3 separate regions of the Mus musculus genome follow, and regions 1 and 2 are each linked to region 3. Evidence: chromatin loops called from intact Hi-C (ENCODE). Cell type or tissue: left cerebral cortex. All regions are shown on one strand. Each heading gives the region's core, and the rest is flanking DNA. Links, peaks and the distances in the headings are about the cores only.

Region 1 (5,198 bases), core at 572-4,571, 190 kb after region 3:
CCTCTGCAGAGCATCCCTATGTTAGCAGGTCCCATGCCCACCTCATTGCCATATGCCCTGCTACTGTAGCAATGCAGGAGCACCTGTCCCCAGGTGGCTACCACACAAGGTATTGGAAACCAAGCTCAGGTGCCCTGCCTCTCTGAAGCCTAGGGTTCTGCCTCAGCCTCTCCAGGCCATACCTGTATCACCTGAGCCCACTTCCAAGCTTCCTTCTTGGCATCCCAGCATCTGGAGGTGGCTCCTATAGGCCGGCCTGTAGCATCCCTTGCACATGCATCTCCCTGCTAAGGGTGTGCAGATCAAGTGTAGTAATAGAGAAGGCCTATCCTTGCATGGTGATGAGCTCAGAGCAGATAGCCACTGGGTGGGACCGTAGTATGCCACTTGAGGTGTGTGAATCCAACTGTTCGGGTGGTCCTGGGATTGGCTTATCTGACTTGTCTATGGTTGGCAGGCTGCAACCTGAAGATCTTCAACAACCAGGAATTTGCTGCCCTCCTAGCTCAGTCTGTCAACCAGGGCTTTGAGGCTGTCTACCAGCTGACGCGCATGTGCACCATCCGTATGAGCTTCGTCAAAGGCTGGGGAGCAGAGTACAGGTCAGTGCCTAAGCTGCCTTTAGTGGTGGTAGAGGGAGCCAGCTCTAGGCAAGGCATGACAGCCAAGGATAGCGTCACAGCCTTAGTCTAGTGCTCAGCAGCTCTCAAGCACCATCAGCATTTCTAGGCCCACTGTGGGGACGCTGGCATTATTCTTGTAGAGATATGGAGGCTAAAAGCTTATGGAGAGTCAGGTGGAAAAGACAGGTCCAGACTTGGCCTCTCCTGGGCTGCTGTGTCCTCAATTTCCTTGGGATGGATTCTCAGGATGACTGTCTTCCCTGACAAGGAAGGAGATTTGAGTGTTTTATAGAGAACAGCTAATTCATGTATATATTTTCATTTAAAGAATGCCAGTTAGCACTTTAAACATGGCACCAGTAATAGCAAGGTCTACCTGGTCTGCTTGGTTGAGGCCCCTCAGGCTGTCTAGACTCAGTTTAATGAGAAGGCAGTCTCCTTTTCCCATGCTGGACAGGAGAGGTCTGGGAGGCAGGGCCACATGCCCTTCTGCTCCATGCCTCCTCCCTGGCCCCCAGAGTGGAGCCGCACAGAGGTACCCACACGTCAGCTGCAGCCAGCGCCTTGCAAGTTCCTCGCCCCTTCTCTTCATTTTTCCAGATGTTTGGAATCGGTTTTGTTTTGCAGTCATTCTGCACCCCAGCCAAACCCATTTCAATATTGGCTCCGGGCCACCGTTTGTAATGAAACCCCGATGAGCATGACTTATGGAAAGTCAGATTCTCAGCAGAGGACGGAGGTCTGTAAAATCTAACCTCGCTGTCTAGGTTTCAGAGCTGTTGCTCTTTCACGGATGCCCCATGGTGCCAGTGAGCAAAGTACCCTGGGCCTTTGAATCTGAGATCCAGGGAGGGTCACCAACAGCTCAGACTGCAGAATAACTCCCAGCCATGCTGTGGTGACCCGGCCCAAAGGTCTGGCTGGGCAGATGCCTGAGCCAACCTTTTAGCCCAGGATTTAGATCATTTAGGGAATCAGAGTGAAAGGTTAGAAAATTAATTCTTTAACGCACAAACCCCGAAGGAAAAGAACTGGGAGGCCTGCTTGCCTTCAGGCAGGGGGCCCAGGCTGTGAACCTCCCGAACTGTTCAAGCAAAGCACTTGAGGCTTGAGGGAGGGTTAGCCTCGGGATGATGGCCCCAAAAGTGGTACAGCACCAGGGCCGCCCATCTTCAAAGATTGGCAGAAGCCCCTCTCTAGGGCACTGTATCACCACGGAGGAAACCCTGCCAGCACACCCCGTCCTACCCGGCTTACTGCGTCACTGCCGCCTGGCAGCATAGCACGGCAGGCAGCCTAGTGGCGGGTGCGGCCCCTTCCCAGAACAGCCATGCCCTCCTGCATTGTGGGCCAAACAGAGTAAGGTTTCAGGCTGGTTCTTTAAAGCAGCTGTAAGCGGGCCTGCAGCCTAGGCCTCACCTCCAGCTGGCACCCGTATGTCGCCACAGCAGATAGCCTTTGCTCGGTGGAGGCTTCTGGGAGCTTGCCTGTGAGCTGCGTCACCAAGCAGTCTGAATTTAGACAAAGTGCTTTGAGGGAAAAGAAATGTGTGGTGTGCCTTGGTTTTTCCAGTAATTGTTCCCCGGCTAGCTCTGCTGGTAATATTTTCCAAAATAAGCCGTAGATGGGATTATAGCAGCACCCTGGGACTTGAAGCATGTGGCCCTGTCAGTGCTTTGTAAAACGCCCTCCATCAGACAGGCATGTCATGACAGCTGCGGGGCTGGCCCAAATCTGGAAGGGGGCTGCAGGCACCTACCCAGTGGCTAAGCTAGGAACCAGGGAGACCTTAACTCAGGCAGGAGGTTCTACATGGGGGCTTCTCCCGGTTCCTGGAAACCGACCTTCTTTAAATCTTTGAGGTCCTCTCCCTCCAGCAGAACCCGACTTACACAAAGCCCTCCCAGGAGGACTGGTCTGGTTCAGCCACATTTGCTAGTACCACCTCTAGGCACTATTTACCTATCTAGCACAAAGAGAGATCTCTGTCTCGGGGTAGCAGAAAGCAGTGTGGTAACTCAACTTGTGTGTGTCCTCAACATTTTAATCTCTCACCTCTTCCCTCTTCTTCCAGGAGACAGACAGTGACCAGCACCCCCTGCTGGATTGAGCTACACCTGAATGGACCCTTGCAGTGGCTTGACAAGGTCCTCACCCAGATGGGTTCCCCGAGCATCCGCTGTTCCAGTGTGTCTTAGAGACACTAGGAGTAAAGGGAGCGGGTTGGGGAGGGCGGGCTTGGGGAAAATGACCTTGGAAGAGAACTCCATCCAACTTGGTCTTGTCAAAGAACACCGATTCCACTCAACTAAGGCACCAGCCTGTTTCTGAGACCACAGAAGAAAACCCCAGGGATGGATTTATGAACAGCTGTGTCTGCTACATACACGTGCCCCTGTCTGAAGGCCAAGTGATGGCTTCTGTTCTGGTGGCTTGAACTAACAGGTGGTGTATCGCCACCTGACTCCTTGTTTAATGACAGAGGTCTGGGATGTCACAGTCCAAAAGGAAAGTGCCTTTCTCCATGGCTGGAGTATGGAGTTTACCTTTGGAGAAGTTGTAATGGAGCATGCCCTGTCCCACCACTCTCAGAGAGGGTGTACCTGTCAAACTGGATGGCCTACATAGGTACTCCCCCCTACCCCTAGGATGCAGAGAGACGGGAACACGCCGGAGGGTAGAGCTGGGGAGAACCCATTCTTCCTTGGAAGGATCCGCTGAAGGTCAGCGTATAGGTGATGTACAGTTCCTAATATCACATCAGTCTCAGAGTGTTCACAGGAAGCAGCAAGGGCACTCGTGGAGTATGTGTCCTGGGTGAGGTGGCACCACACCGAATGAATGCATCTCTGGGAGCTGGCACCACAACCCTGATGTATAGGCTGTGTTGGTTTATGGAGACAAGTTGCATCAATGAATTCACCTAGCATAGGCTCTTTGAAATGTCCTCTGTTTGATAAAAAACAATCCTGGGTACGTATGTTGGCTGGAAAACCACAATGGACCCTGCCACTGCTTCTTGCCCTGAGGTTTGGAAGCTGAGAGTTATAGAAGCCAATTCACCAGGAGGTAAGACATCCCAGGCTGACATGGGCAAATGAAAAGGGCTATTAAAATTTTTTTACACCTTGGAAAATTGCAGGCTTGGTGCAGAGCGCTCTGTCATCTTCACCCTGGGATGTAGGATTACCTAGCTATGGTAAAGGATTGCCACAGCAAACTGTGACACTGTGTAATGAGCACTGTTCCCAGCGGCAATTACAGAGAAAACGAGTGTAAATTATTTCAACTGGAAAAAAGTCCCTTTCTTGGCTGTTTTAGAACAGGGTACACAGGATCGCCACCTGCAACTGGTACTCGCTTCTTGGCTGCTGCTTCTGTTGTGAAAAGACGAGCCCATGTTTCTGCATGGATTTCCCATGGAAGTCCTGTCCTGCTACAGAGGGGAAGAAAGTGTACCCTCCAATGTGATAAATCTTCTGATGCCCCCAGACTCTTGGAGCACATCCTGGTGCCCCTCCTGCAGGAGCCTGTGGCATATTTCCAGCTGGGCATGCTGATCCTCCTTGAGACACAGATGCCTGTGTGAGTCTCCGTTGATACAATTCTGAACCCCTCAGGTTCTCTGAAAGGGCACAGACCATGGGCGTGAACATTGTGCCGTACCTGAGATGGTCTGTGGACTGCTGCTTCAGACACACGAGTCCTCGGAACTGCCTGGCTGCCTGTCACGCATGCTCTGAGTCAGAACACACCAACGCTCTGCTGTGGCTCCTAGGGAAGCATTCATGGTCCTCTGTTATCAGCAGGGGTTTATGTCACTTGCTGTCCGGTTTCCTAGGGGCTTCCTGTGCCCCTTCCCCAGCTATCCTCCAGGTGGCTAGGGACAGTCTATTCTGCTGCAACTGGAAAGTAGAGGGAACCGGCACTGCTCAGAGCAGATGGCGGCTTCTGGAGGCACACAGTGGGAGTACACCCCTTCATGTTATTGGCCAGTTGCTGGAGAATGCTGTAGGAGAAAATTCTAGGCAGGTCTACTCTTGGCATCCCTGAGAGTCAAAGGCTTGGAGTCTAGGAAAGGTCACACCATGATGGAGAACACAGGTCATTTGGGTACGTGTAATCAAAGTGCCCTCCCAAATCAGTTCTCCTTTTCGTATGAACAGCATCTCTACTTTTAAAGAGGAGTTGAGGATCGAGAAGATGACAGTGCAGCAGTGGGTGTGGCCTGACTACATGTGCTGTTCCAGCCCTGGGTGCCCACTGACACCGACCCCCAGGCAGAGGCCTTTGTCTTCAGCACTCCTGAGAAGTTGGCTCTTTACCCCTTCTCCTCTGCTGCCCCTCCTTCCTGCTGGTTCAGGTAGCCCCAGCCACGTGGGTTAGAGTCCTGTGCTGGCCTGCCATGGCAGCTGGCTACCTTCCAGACCAACTGTAGAGATACCTGGCATTTTGAAGAAAGCCTAGACTGGAGAGCAGGGCCTCTCTTGGGAAGGACACAAGGCGGGCAAGGCTGCTGGCAGACTTCTCCACTGACCTGAGTGTGCTTTTTTTTTCCCCTAAATGTATTGCATC
Region 2 (5,198 bases), core at 572-4,571, 58 kb after region 3:
CGGCTGTCTTTCCACCACGAGAGACTTGTAACACTGGACCATGGGCCTCAGTGAACTCCTCCCTCCTTAAGTTGCTTTTACATGCATTTTGTCACACACTGAGAAAAGTAAGGAGACACTGAGAAGGAACCGATCACTTGAGATCTATCTCCTGGGACTTAGCCAGCTATTTGGTGACTAAAAGCAATCATATTCTCTCTGGGCCTCAGTTTCTCCAGCCATATCCTGAGGGAAGTCTATTAATTCTCTTAGCTTGAGTTTCCCAGAAGTTGGTCCCAAGGTGAGGGACAAACTGAAGCAACGGCTTTAGGAGGCCCCAGGAGCTGGGGTTGAAAGGTGGGGATGAGGCAGAGGTAGGAAGGAAGCCATGAAGATGGAACATCCATCAGGTCACCATAGGGGAAGTGTGGCTCCATCTGGCTGGGGGACACACCCAAGCACACCCAGTGTTTCCCTCTCCTGGACGTTGGCCTCCCAGATCTTCTCTGCTCATTGGCCAGGGGCTAATCCCTAGGGCATTAGTGGGCACACTGTGCTTGGCCCTCTGCTGGCCAGTATGCTGGGAAGTTTGGGGCATGTGCTGAGCTGGGGCAGGGTCTTGACAACATCTGCCTGCCACGTGACAGAACTTTACATCCTGGAAGTAAACTTGGGTCTTGAAATGATATGAGTTATAATCCTGTCCCCTCCGTGATGGACCTGAGCCATTTTCCTGCCCAGGACTTCAGGCCCCTAGTCCTTCAGGGCTGTTAGCAGTTCTCCAGCTTTTTTAGTGTCGGGACTCTGACCCCTTAGCCTAGGAGAAGGTTCTGAGAGACTCCACCCTCCTCTCCTGTACCAGTCTGGATCTCACCGGGCCTCCAGACCTTACCTCAGGTGGCCCTGAGATAGTGTAGTTATTATTGAGTACTGTGTGACATTTTGCTTCCCAACACAAATGCCTTCCCCCTGGCAGGCTTTCTCCCTCCCACGTCTGATACCAGCTTAGAGTAGCTTTTACTCAGATGACCTATTGGAATTCTAGATGTCCCTCAGGTTTAACTTGTATTTCATCTTCTCCAGACCTCACCTTAAGGATGTCCTCCATGCTTAGTGCTGATTGCCAACTGGATGGGCATCTAGAATCATCTAGGATGTCACCTCTTGCCATGTCCCAGAGGGAGTTTCTAGGTGAGCTAATTGAAGTGGGAAGACCCACCCTAACTGTGGGGGCCACCATCCTATGGACTGTGGTCGTGAGACAGATAACAAGAAATGCCTAGGACCTGAGCACGGGCAATCATCTCTGCTTCCTGATTGCAGATGCAATGTGACAAACTGCCCCAAGTGCCAGCCACCGTGTCTTTCCACCAGGAGAGACTTATAACACTGGACCATGGGCCTCAGTGAAGTCCTCCCTCCTTAAGTTGCTTTTACATGCATTTTGTCACACACTGAGAAAAGTAAGGAGATACAATATCCCAGAGGCAGACGTTTTTATGTTCTTGGAGCAACTGTTGACAATGGAAAACACTAGATTGACCTCAGAGGCTCAGTCACTTTTCAGAAAGTCACCCAGCCTTCTTTCTACCACAGCTGTTCACCTCCCAGTGCCCAGCGACGTCCTGGGGATGGGACATGAGGACCAAAGGCTGAGCCTGCTCACGTGGGAGAGATTAGTAAATGGATTCCTTTTAGGGAGACAGTAATGACCACCTGTGTACACAGACCCTGGCTAAGGAACAGTGGGGTCCCCCAAACACAAACAAGCCCCCTATGCTACCCCGGAGGATCTTAGAGTCAAAGTTATTTGTAGAATAAAAACCAGGAGTCTTTTAGAGCTCACCAAACTCAAGGCCCTTGTTTCTCCTCTGAAAAGCGTTCTGCCTGAGGCAAGAGGAGTAGCTTGATCTCTATCGTTAAAAGTCTAGATTTTCTTCCCCATGGCTTGTGCAAGTCAGAGGCCATCTTCTTGTCCTTCCTCTTTTTCTTCCTCTTTGAAGGAGGATGGGATGGAGCAGCTTCTGATGAGAAATACCAGTTACATAACCCGCGTTTGTCTTAGTCACACCGTCCCGCATGCTTCTGGAACAGGAAGGAGATGAAGTTAAACAGTGTGTCTCTATTCCCCTGCGGACACCCTAATTGCTGCTGCTGCCGCTGCTGCTGTTGTAATTGATTCCACAGGTTATTTTTACTCTAAGCGGCTCTGTGTGCCTTGCAGATGGGACTGTTCTTGGAGTCTAGGCCAGCAGCTGTCCAGATGCCCAGTGTGGACTGGTCTCCACTTGAAAATGGGGTTAGGGAGAGGGTCCCTATCCTTCCTGAGGAGCATGAGCTTGCAGTGGGAGTAAATAACTCTGTGTGGGTAGGGAGTGCTGGCGTGGGGGTAGGGATCAGGCTAACGGAAGGAGAAGCTCAAGAATGCTTCAGCTAGCATGCCTGTGTGTGCAGGACCTCACCGAGGGCAGAGGGGCCTTTCCAGCACTGAGCAGAGCAGTGAAGGACATATGGGGCGAGCTTTTGCCTGGAGAGCCTTCTGTGCTTTTCTGTCTATTCCAAGCAGCCACCTCTTCCCACCCCTGCAAGCCGCTCTCAGCGCACAAAGCACACAGAAGGAGCACTCCTGGCCGCCTGCCTACAGCTCCAGCCACCTACACAGACAGCCTCGCCTTTGCACACAGCTCAGCCCATGTGTGCACTGGGAGGTGTGTGTGTGTGAGTGCACATGCTCAGACACCAAGTCCAGGGCTCCAGAAGTGGACAGGGACTTCAGAGGGAGTCAGTACTCCAAGTAGCTATAGGCCAAGGGCTGGGACAACCTTGGGGACTTCATGTGACTTTGGACATCACCTAACCTTGAACTTCGGGATCCCTAATCACCTTTCCCTAGTGAGGTAATCATGGGTTTCTCTTCTGTCCTCTCACTAGGTCGTGATAAGAATTATCAGAGATAAAGAAAGGTTGCTGAACACACATAGTATGCTGACAACTGGCCACATGTCATCTTCACAGCATTGCAAAGAAGGGGCCATTTTTCTTGCAGGTAAGAAGCCCAAGGTCAGAGAAGGAGCCCCTTTAGGTGCACGTGGCTTGCAAGGGGTAGAAATAAGGCACATGGGCCTGGCCCCGTCACTCAACAGCAGTGTATGCCACCAGTCAGAAATGGTGCTATAAGAGGACACCATCTCTGGGGGTGGGGTGGGGTGGGGTGGGGTGGGGGCTGCAGCTCGGCTTCTAGGGTGCTTGCTTAGCAGACACAAAGCCCTGAGTTCAATCCCCAGCACCATATAAACTGAGCATGGCAATGCACACTTGTAACCCCAGCACGTGAGAGATGGAGACAGGAGGACCAGGAGTTCAAAGTCTGTCTTGGCTACATAGAGAGTTCAAGGACACTCTGGGGCTGTGGGGCTACATTCTTATCTTTTTGGACGTCTTTCTTCTCCCGTGTAAACTGGAAATGACAAATATCCACCCAGTGTGATTGTTCTTGGGAATATTGGTCGGTTCACACAAAACACTAGCTAGGCACCAGGGCCTGCTCTATAGAAGATGCCAATAGCAGCAACTCCCTTCTCTTATTCAAAGCTAAACCAAGAGAAGAATCTCCCAACCTCTGCTCATCCCTGGACTTCACAGAGCAGTTGCTTCCGCAGGTCAGGCTGGAGTTCCAAACAGGAGTGTTCAGTAGACTGTAGTGGGGCTAGGGCAGAGTCTGGAAGCCGAGCAACGTTTTTCAGAGAAGTCTCCAATCCCCACATTGACTTCCAGCTCTTGGTAAAACCTTCCTGGTAGTGGAAGGTGTTACTTGGACTGAGAGGAGGCCCAGTGCTGCCCAGGAAGCAGCATAACCTGTGCTCACGAGGAACATGGCACACACTACTATAGGTTGGTCATTCCTGGCACAGGAAACACACTGACTCAAGGTGCACGGGCGTTCCCTGGGGTACAGCTTCTTTCTACGTACCTAGCTGCTGTGCCCTCTATAGCTGCCTCTCCCTTACTGCTTGTAGCCTCCCTAGGCTTACGCTACCCCCAGGGGTCATAAGTAATATAATTTAGTCCAGGATTCCTTAGCAAACCATTCCTCCATGGGGCAGCTATAGTGCCCTTCCTTCTGGGGTAGCCCCAGATCCTGCTCCAGCTGGTCTAGACATGAGCCAGATAATCTTTGTGTCTCACGGATTCTGGGGTCACACAGCAGCTCTCTGAGGAGCCTTTGAAGGCCTTTTCCCTTCTCTTTGGGTGTCCAGGGACCCTGCCACACACTTCCCAAGTCTTTCAAAGATTTCCCATCACTATCTTCTTTACATTCCTGTCTTTGTTATCCCGGAAGTGCTGGCGGGATGTGCTCACCCCACACTGAATACCTAGCCCTTACTTTTGAACATGGAGGCACTTGGCACCCATTGTGTTATTCTGGGCTCTTGCAGTGTCTGCTGAGGTGGAGTCAGTGAGCACTCACTGTGCCCCTTTTACTAAAAGGGACATCTTGTGTCCCTTTTAGTCGAGGGACTAAAAATTATGTTAAGCAGCACCTGCCACACCAGGCAGCTTTTATGCATGGGTCAGACCATTTCTCTCTATTCAAAAAGAAAAGCTGAGACGGGAAAGGTTGAGTGTTGTCCCCCAAGGGCACAAGGCTAGCTGGTGGTAGAGGGAGAATTTGGACCGGATTCCTAGACTGTCCACTAGACCATCCAACTCTACCCTACCAGGCTGGCCCTATTCTTTCTCCTCTGTTCTGACATGACTGGACCTTCTGCCTCAGCCACACCCCTTCTCTTATTTCATGGGAACATGGGTGTGCTCTCTCATTATCCACGTGGGGCTTCTGGAAGGATCCTTTCCTAGTCTGTATACACGAAAGTCAAGTTAAGTCTGTCTGGTCCATAGGCTTCGTCTGTGTAAAGGAATTTCTTAACCCACATAGCACACTCTCATGGAGGCAGTCTTTATTTTTGTGTATGTACATGCATGTGTGCGTGCATGTGTGTGCATATGTGTGTGTGCATGTGTGTGTGCATGTGGGCACAGCACACATGTGGAGCAGAGGGTTACTTGCAGGAGCTGGTTCTCTCTTTCTATCCTATTTCAGGGACCAAACTCGAGTTTTCTGGAGTAGTAGCAAGCGCCCTTACCCTCTGGGCTGTATTGTCAGCCTATGAAAGTGATGTTCAATCAAGAACTTAATAGTGTCTATTCCTATGTCGAGT
Region 3 (5,198 bases), core at 712-4,711:
GTGGGTGCTGAGATTAAAGAAAGGCCTGCGCCACCGTCCACTGCCCTCCAGGGAATCTCTCTCGATGGTCTGTATGGCTGTAACACCCGTCCCACTTGCCGTCACATCTTACTGCCTATCCTGACATTCTCCTGGGCTGAGCCCAGGATCTGGAATGAAATGATTACCTGTGGGTTTGACCCTGAGCTTCGGTGACCTTATCTGTGAAACGAATTGGCCTGCTTACCCTGCATCGTCCCCGGGAAGCTCAAGGGTCCTACATAGTTTGCCAGAGCCCATATGCCAGTGCTGAACCTTGCTCTGCAGAGATGATCTCCTCCCATTCAGGGGACAAGGAAAACGAGGCACAGAGAGATTAAGTAGCTTGGACAAGCTCTTCCAAACTATAAGTGAAAAGCCAAGGTCCTAATCTGGGTCCTGGGAGTCGGAATCTAATCTCCGGTTTTCCTAGACACCTCCCTGACCCTAATCTCATCCCCACCCCTGAAAAGAAAGTTCCTATGGGTTTGGGCCTGCCAGGCCCTTGAAGTTCAGGATTCTTCCAGTTGGGGTGGGGTGGGAGGGGAGAAGGGAGGCCATGCCATCCACAGGTACGAACAGGAGTATCTCACTCCAGCTAACGAGGCACAGTGGAGTCCAGAGAACTAAGAGGGTTCAGGCAATTGAGTGTGTGGGGTACCATGGATAGAGCGGTCCTGGTGCTAAGTGATGCGGTGATTCACTGTCTACAGTTAGGAAGGACTCTGTGCCTCCGCATGCTACCCCAGCCAGCCCCCGTGCGGCCCCGTGTGACTCAGCCTGCCTTAGTCAGCGTGCCGGGGGGCACTTGGCAGGTGAGAGCTATGGAGGGAGAGCTGCGCATCAGGGTGAGGATGACTAACCCCTGCAAGCACAACTGTGGGAACAGTCCCTTCCACTTGTGTTGTGTTGGTAGACTGCAAAAACAATCCTGTAGTCATGATTTTGCTGTTCCTGGTGGGTTTTCTGTCATCTTGGGAACTGAATTCCTGGCATTTTGGTTGTCAGCCTTAGCCTTTAAGAGCTGAGCACTTTCTCTACCCCTGTTCTGTCAACGTGGGAAGACAGAAGAACTCACCCTGGGGCCCACAGTCTTAGGAACAGATAGCATATAGGCAGCATGCAAGCCACCCTTCCCTGTGCCTCTGCTGGCAGGCATCATTAATCAATCATAGCACTCTTTCTAGTTCATCTGAGGGAGGCTTCCAGATTTCAATATTGCCCTACAGGCAGCCACTACCAATCGATTAAAGATTGCCATTTGAAGTGGAAGTCAACTGTGTGACTCACAGATGTGTGGCTCAGCCCTAACCTGCCTGTGAACTGGCCTCTTCCTCGGGGAGAGGAGCCCGAAGTCAGGACATTTCCACAGGGTTAGGACAGAGAGTGACCTAATGCAGGCAAAAGCTCAGAACACAATGAGCCCTTAACCAACAGTGATTGGTAGAATTTGCCAGTTTTTTAAGTGTTTAGTGGTATATATGTATGTAATATGGGAAGGGAAGGAGAGAGAGGCTGACTCGGTCCAGCCTCCACATCAGGGTGAGGTGCCTTCCAAACCAGTCTCAGAATCCTGGCTATCTCCGCTGTCCCTTCCCCACTTCAGAAGGGGCATAGACAAGAGGCCCAAAGACTCTCTGAGAACCCCACAGAGAGTTGTTCACCCCATTTCCACTTGTTTCCCTCCCTGTATGGAGGCCTAGAGGGGCAGAGACGCCATCCCCAGAGAACCTTCAGCTTTTCACACCACGGTTCCTTCAGGCCAAGGAACCCCAGCCTTCACGTGGTCTGCTTTGATAGATGAGGCAGTATTCCATTGCTTTCCTCTGACCTGGGAGTTCTCCATCACCCTGCATCAGGAAGCCACTTAGCAGAGACAGAGTCCCAGGAGCCATGGGCCAGCCAAGCCCAGGACAGTCCTGAGGTCTCACCTGGCAGCAAAGAGGATGCTGGGATCCAGCTCTCAGCTCACTTCCAGAGTCAAGGAGGCTGGGAGTCAGGACCAGACGCCACAGTTTTCCATCTGTGTGAGGATAGTTCTAATCACACCACAAGAGAAAGAACAGTTATAATAGTCTAAAGAAAGAGAAAGGAAGGAAGGAAGGAAGGAAGGAAGGAAGGAAGGAAAGAAGGAAGGAAGGAAGGAAGGAAGGAAGGAAGGAAGGAAGGAAGGAAGGAAGGAAGGAAGGGGAGGAGATACGGTGGCTCCTGTCTGTCAGTCACCTAAAACAGCTTAGTTGGCAAAGGCAGGAAAAACTCAAAAGTTAGAGGCCTGCTTGATCTACACAGGGGGATTCTAACCAGACAACAGCAGCAGCAGCAGCAGCAGCAGCAGCAGCAGCAGCAGCAGCAGCAGCAGCAGCAACAACAACAACAAAACAAAAAACTGAAAACCTGGGGAAAGACCGGAAATATTCTGTGTGCTCGTGTGGGTTACAATGCCGTCCTAAGGGCTTGGACATTATTGTCATCGGTCATTATTATCTTGGGTGACTTGGATGCTTTATTGAACCCTGAAGAGGACACTGAGGCCCAAAGGGGAGAAGCAGAGGCCACAGAACAGCTTCCTGAGCCCACTCAGCCTCTGGAGGGAGCTATCTCCAGGCCCAATGGGCAATAGCTTTTCTAGGCTGATTGTCTAACGTCACAGGAACCAGGATGCACAAAGACACTTGGTAGGGGCAGAGCAGATGGCCCAGTTGTTAAATGCTTCACAAGTCCTCATTTTGAACCTTAGCACCCACATAAAAGCCTGATGTGGAGACCAATACTTGTAATCCCAGTGCCTTCGAGACGCAGGTATCTGGGGCTTGCTGGCTAACAAACTGGCAAGCTCTAGGTTCAGTGAGAGACTGACTCCTGCAAAGTAAAGGTGGAGAAAGCTTAGAGCAGGGACTGCTTGGCTTCCTCTTGGTAAACTGTAGCTGAGTTATTAATTAAGCATCCGGCTCCAGCTCTGCATAGCCTCAGAACTCGGCATACATAAGATGTCTCCCCTCAAAAGAGGCAGGTGGGGCCCCACTTCCTGAGCAGGTTCTTAATGAGAACATTTTCAGAGGAGGAAGGAGCTGGCCAGGTTGGAACTAGCTTGGAGTTACTTAAATTAGCTTTGTTTTGCTTTGGGCAGAACTGGTCTGGTCCAGTTAGATTTAGCCCAAACCAGTTGGAACTGGTCACAATCTCCTTTAAACAGTATATATCTCTGGGATCAGTCAGAACACGTTAGAGCTGGTTACATCCTGATCTGGTCAATCCTGGAATTCACTAGAACTGGTTTGACTTGGTCAGAAGTGATTTGAGCCTGCTGAGACTGGCTGGAAGCAGCCTAGACCTGTTTGCTATGGTCTTGACCACAGCTCTGTTTTCCCAAGACTTGCATTAATTCTGTGTTTGAGGCTGGGCTGTCTTGGTGATGTGTGAGGAAGGAATGAGGGATACCACGCTGGAAGGTGGATGGTGACAGCCATGTTTGGCCCCCTGCCCAGGGAGGGTCTCAAAAACTGAACTGAAGGGTGTATGCTGTCGAATCTACGTTTAAACCAGCCATAACCCTCAGAGCTCTGTACAGTGCACATCAGCTGCCTCACACCCTGTGATTAATGGGGAAAGCCTTTTCTGCTTGTTCTACATAAATCACTATACATGGAAACACATCTTTGATTTTATGGGTTCTCGCTGGAGCATGAAATTTCTTGGAGGACATTCCCTGAGGTCCTTGGAGCTACTGAAGCCCTCTCTGCTCTTTCAAGTCCTGTTTCCCTTTGCAGCCCCCTCTTACCCATCCAGCTAGGATCCTCCTGAACGCTCCTAGGCTGAAGAGATTCCCCAGGACTCCCCAGGAAGGGTAAAAGGTGTAGTTTCTCCTGCTACCATCATTGGAGGAGGGTAAGGGCCAGCAGCACTTTGTAGATAACAGTTGGGATGGAGAAGGCTGGAGACAGGACCACCGCACAGAACAGAACCTGTCTCTGTCCAGAAGCCATCCTGACGTCCAGCCCAGCCTCTGGAGCACAGGGAGGGAATCAGATGCCTTTTCTCCTTGCTGTGATGAGATGCTTGGCAAAGGCAACTTAAGACGGGTTTGTTTTGCCTCACAGTTTAAAGAGACAGCCTATCCTGGCGGGGTAGGCGTGGTTACAGGAGGGTCACGTGGCATGCATAGTCGGGGCACAGAGAGAGATGCACGCTGGTACTCAGTTCGTTCTGGCCTTTTGACTCAGTCTGGGATCAAGCCCATGGAAAGGCTTTCAAGGTGTGTCTACCCACCTCAGGTAACCGAATCTAGAAACTGCCCCCACAGTGGCTGTGGAAATCAAGAGACGAAAGGGCTCAATCACATTCTTAGAACGTGGAGCTGCCCACCATTGCCCTCCAGGGTGCTGTTAGCACGTGGGTGGCAGGTACTTGCTTTGGTTGGCAGTACCTTAATGTCTACATTAGCCGCAGGGGCCAGCCTGGGCTCACCCATTGCTTGGCCGTCTGGGATGCTCAGATGATCCTGGGTTGAGATTTCCTCTCTGTTTGCTGGGTCTTCACTGGTCTCTGCCTACCCCCTTCCTTTTTCTTCCACTTATAAGTGTGGGTGACCTCTCATGACACACCCCAAACTTTGTCTTAGTGTCTGTTTTGAGAGGACCGTCTGAAGATCTGAATGGTAAGAGTGAACCTTGCTCGCACAGAGGACACCCAGGGCCTCCCTAGAAGTGTTCCCTTAGCTCTCGGCTCAGTTCAGGGCCTCCCTAGAAGTGTTCCCTTAGCTCAGTTCCACTAATCTAGGAACACCATTGGCCAGTGGCTGCTGCAGCCTAATGGGGGGCTCTCTAGGGAGGGTCTTGTTGCAGTTGCAGGTCAAGAAGAGCCACAGAGGGGAGAAAGGCACAGGAGGGAGGAAGCCACAGTGAGGAGGGAGGAGGGAGAGCCAGAGGGAGAGGGGAGGAAGAATGTCAAAGGGGAAGAGAAATCAGCCATGGAGGAGGGGAGCCACAGCGGGGAGGAGGAGGGGCACAGGCCCTAGGTCACTCCTCCTAGGGGGATATCTAGAGATGCCCTTATGATGAGTTTGTGCACAAACATGACTTGATACTTGGTGTCCTTGGTCAAACCACTGACTACTGCCGGCAGCCATTAAGCTTTAGCAGAAGGGATGGAGCAGGGACCCAGAGATGATGGCAAGTGGGATG

Evidence for each region. Peaks named below come from ENCODE experiments on the same cell type or tissue, not always from the same donor. Only the 100,000 strongest peaks of a DNase experiment are listed, where the experiment ranks them.
Region 1: a loop joins it to region 3, with 2.5 times the contacts of the local background. A loop is called at or near these places in 22 of 42 quality-filtered maps.
Region 2: it touches region 3 in a loop (2.0-fold over the local background); 3 of 42 quality-filtered maps call a loop at or near these places.

What each region holds. Positions count from the first base shown.
Region 1 is chr9:63,647,885-63,653,082 of GRCm38, reverse strand. Smad3 (SMAD family member 3) reads left to right here. Exons shown (of 9, transcript NM_016769.4): 8 at 458-602; 9 at 2,698-5,198. The coding sequence ends at 2,821. Among named protein-coding and RNA genes, the nearest start is that of Aagab, 48 kb to the right of the region's middle. In left cerebral cortex, for the core only: a CTCF peak has its summit at 2,732 (motif pointing left); DNase peaks (open chromatin) are centred at 3,423, 3,973, 4,395, 4,554 and 3 more places; H3K27ac peaks cover 2,913 bases.
Region 2 is chr9:63,777,544-63,782,741 of GRCm38, reverse strand. Gm35941 (a long non-coding RNA gene) reads left to right here and starts at 1,991. Exons shown (of 4, transcript XR_870851.2): 1 at 1,991-2,166; 2 at 2,911-3,025. In left cerebral cortex, for the core only: no CTCF peak of the experiment used is centred there; DNase peaks (open chromatin) are centred at 2,047 and 2,603; H3K27ac peaks cover 3,301 bases.
Region 3 is chr9:63,835,188-63,840,385 of GRCm38, reverse strand. No RefSeq gene overlaps it. Among named protein-coding and RNA genes, the nearest start is that of Gm39359, 42 kb to the right of the region's middle. In left cerebral cortex, for the core only: a CTCF peak has its summit at 2,609; DNase peaks (open chromatin) are centred at 804 and 2,665.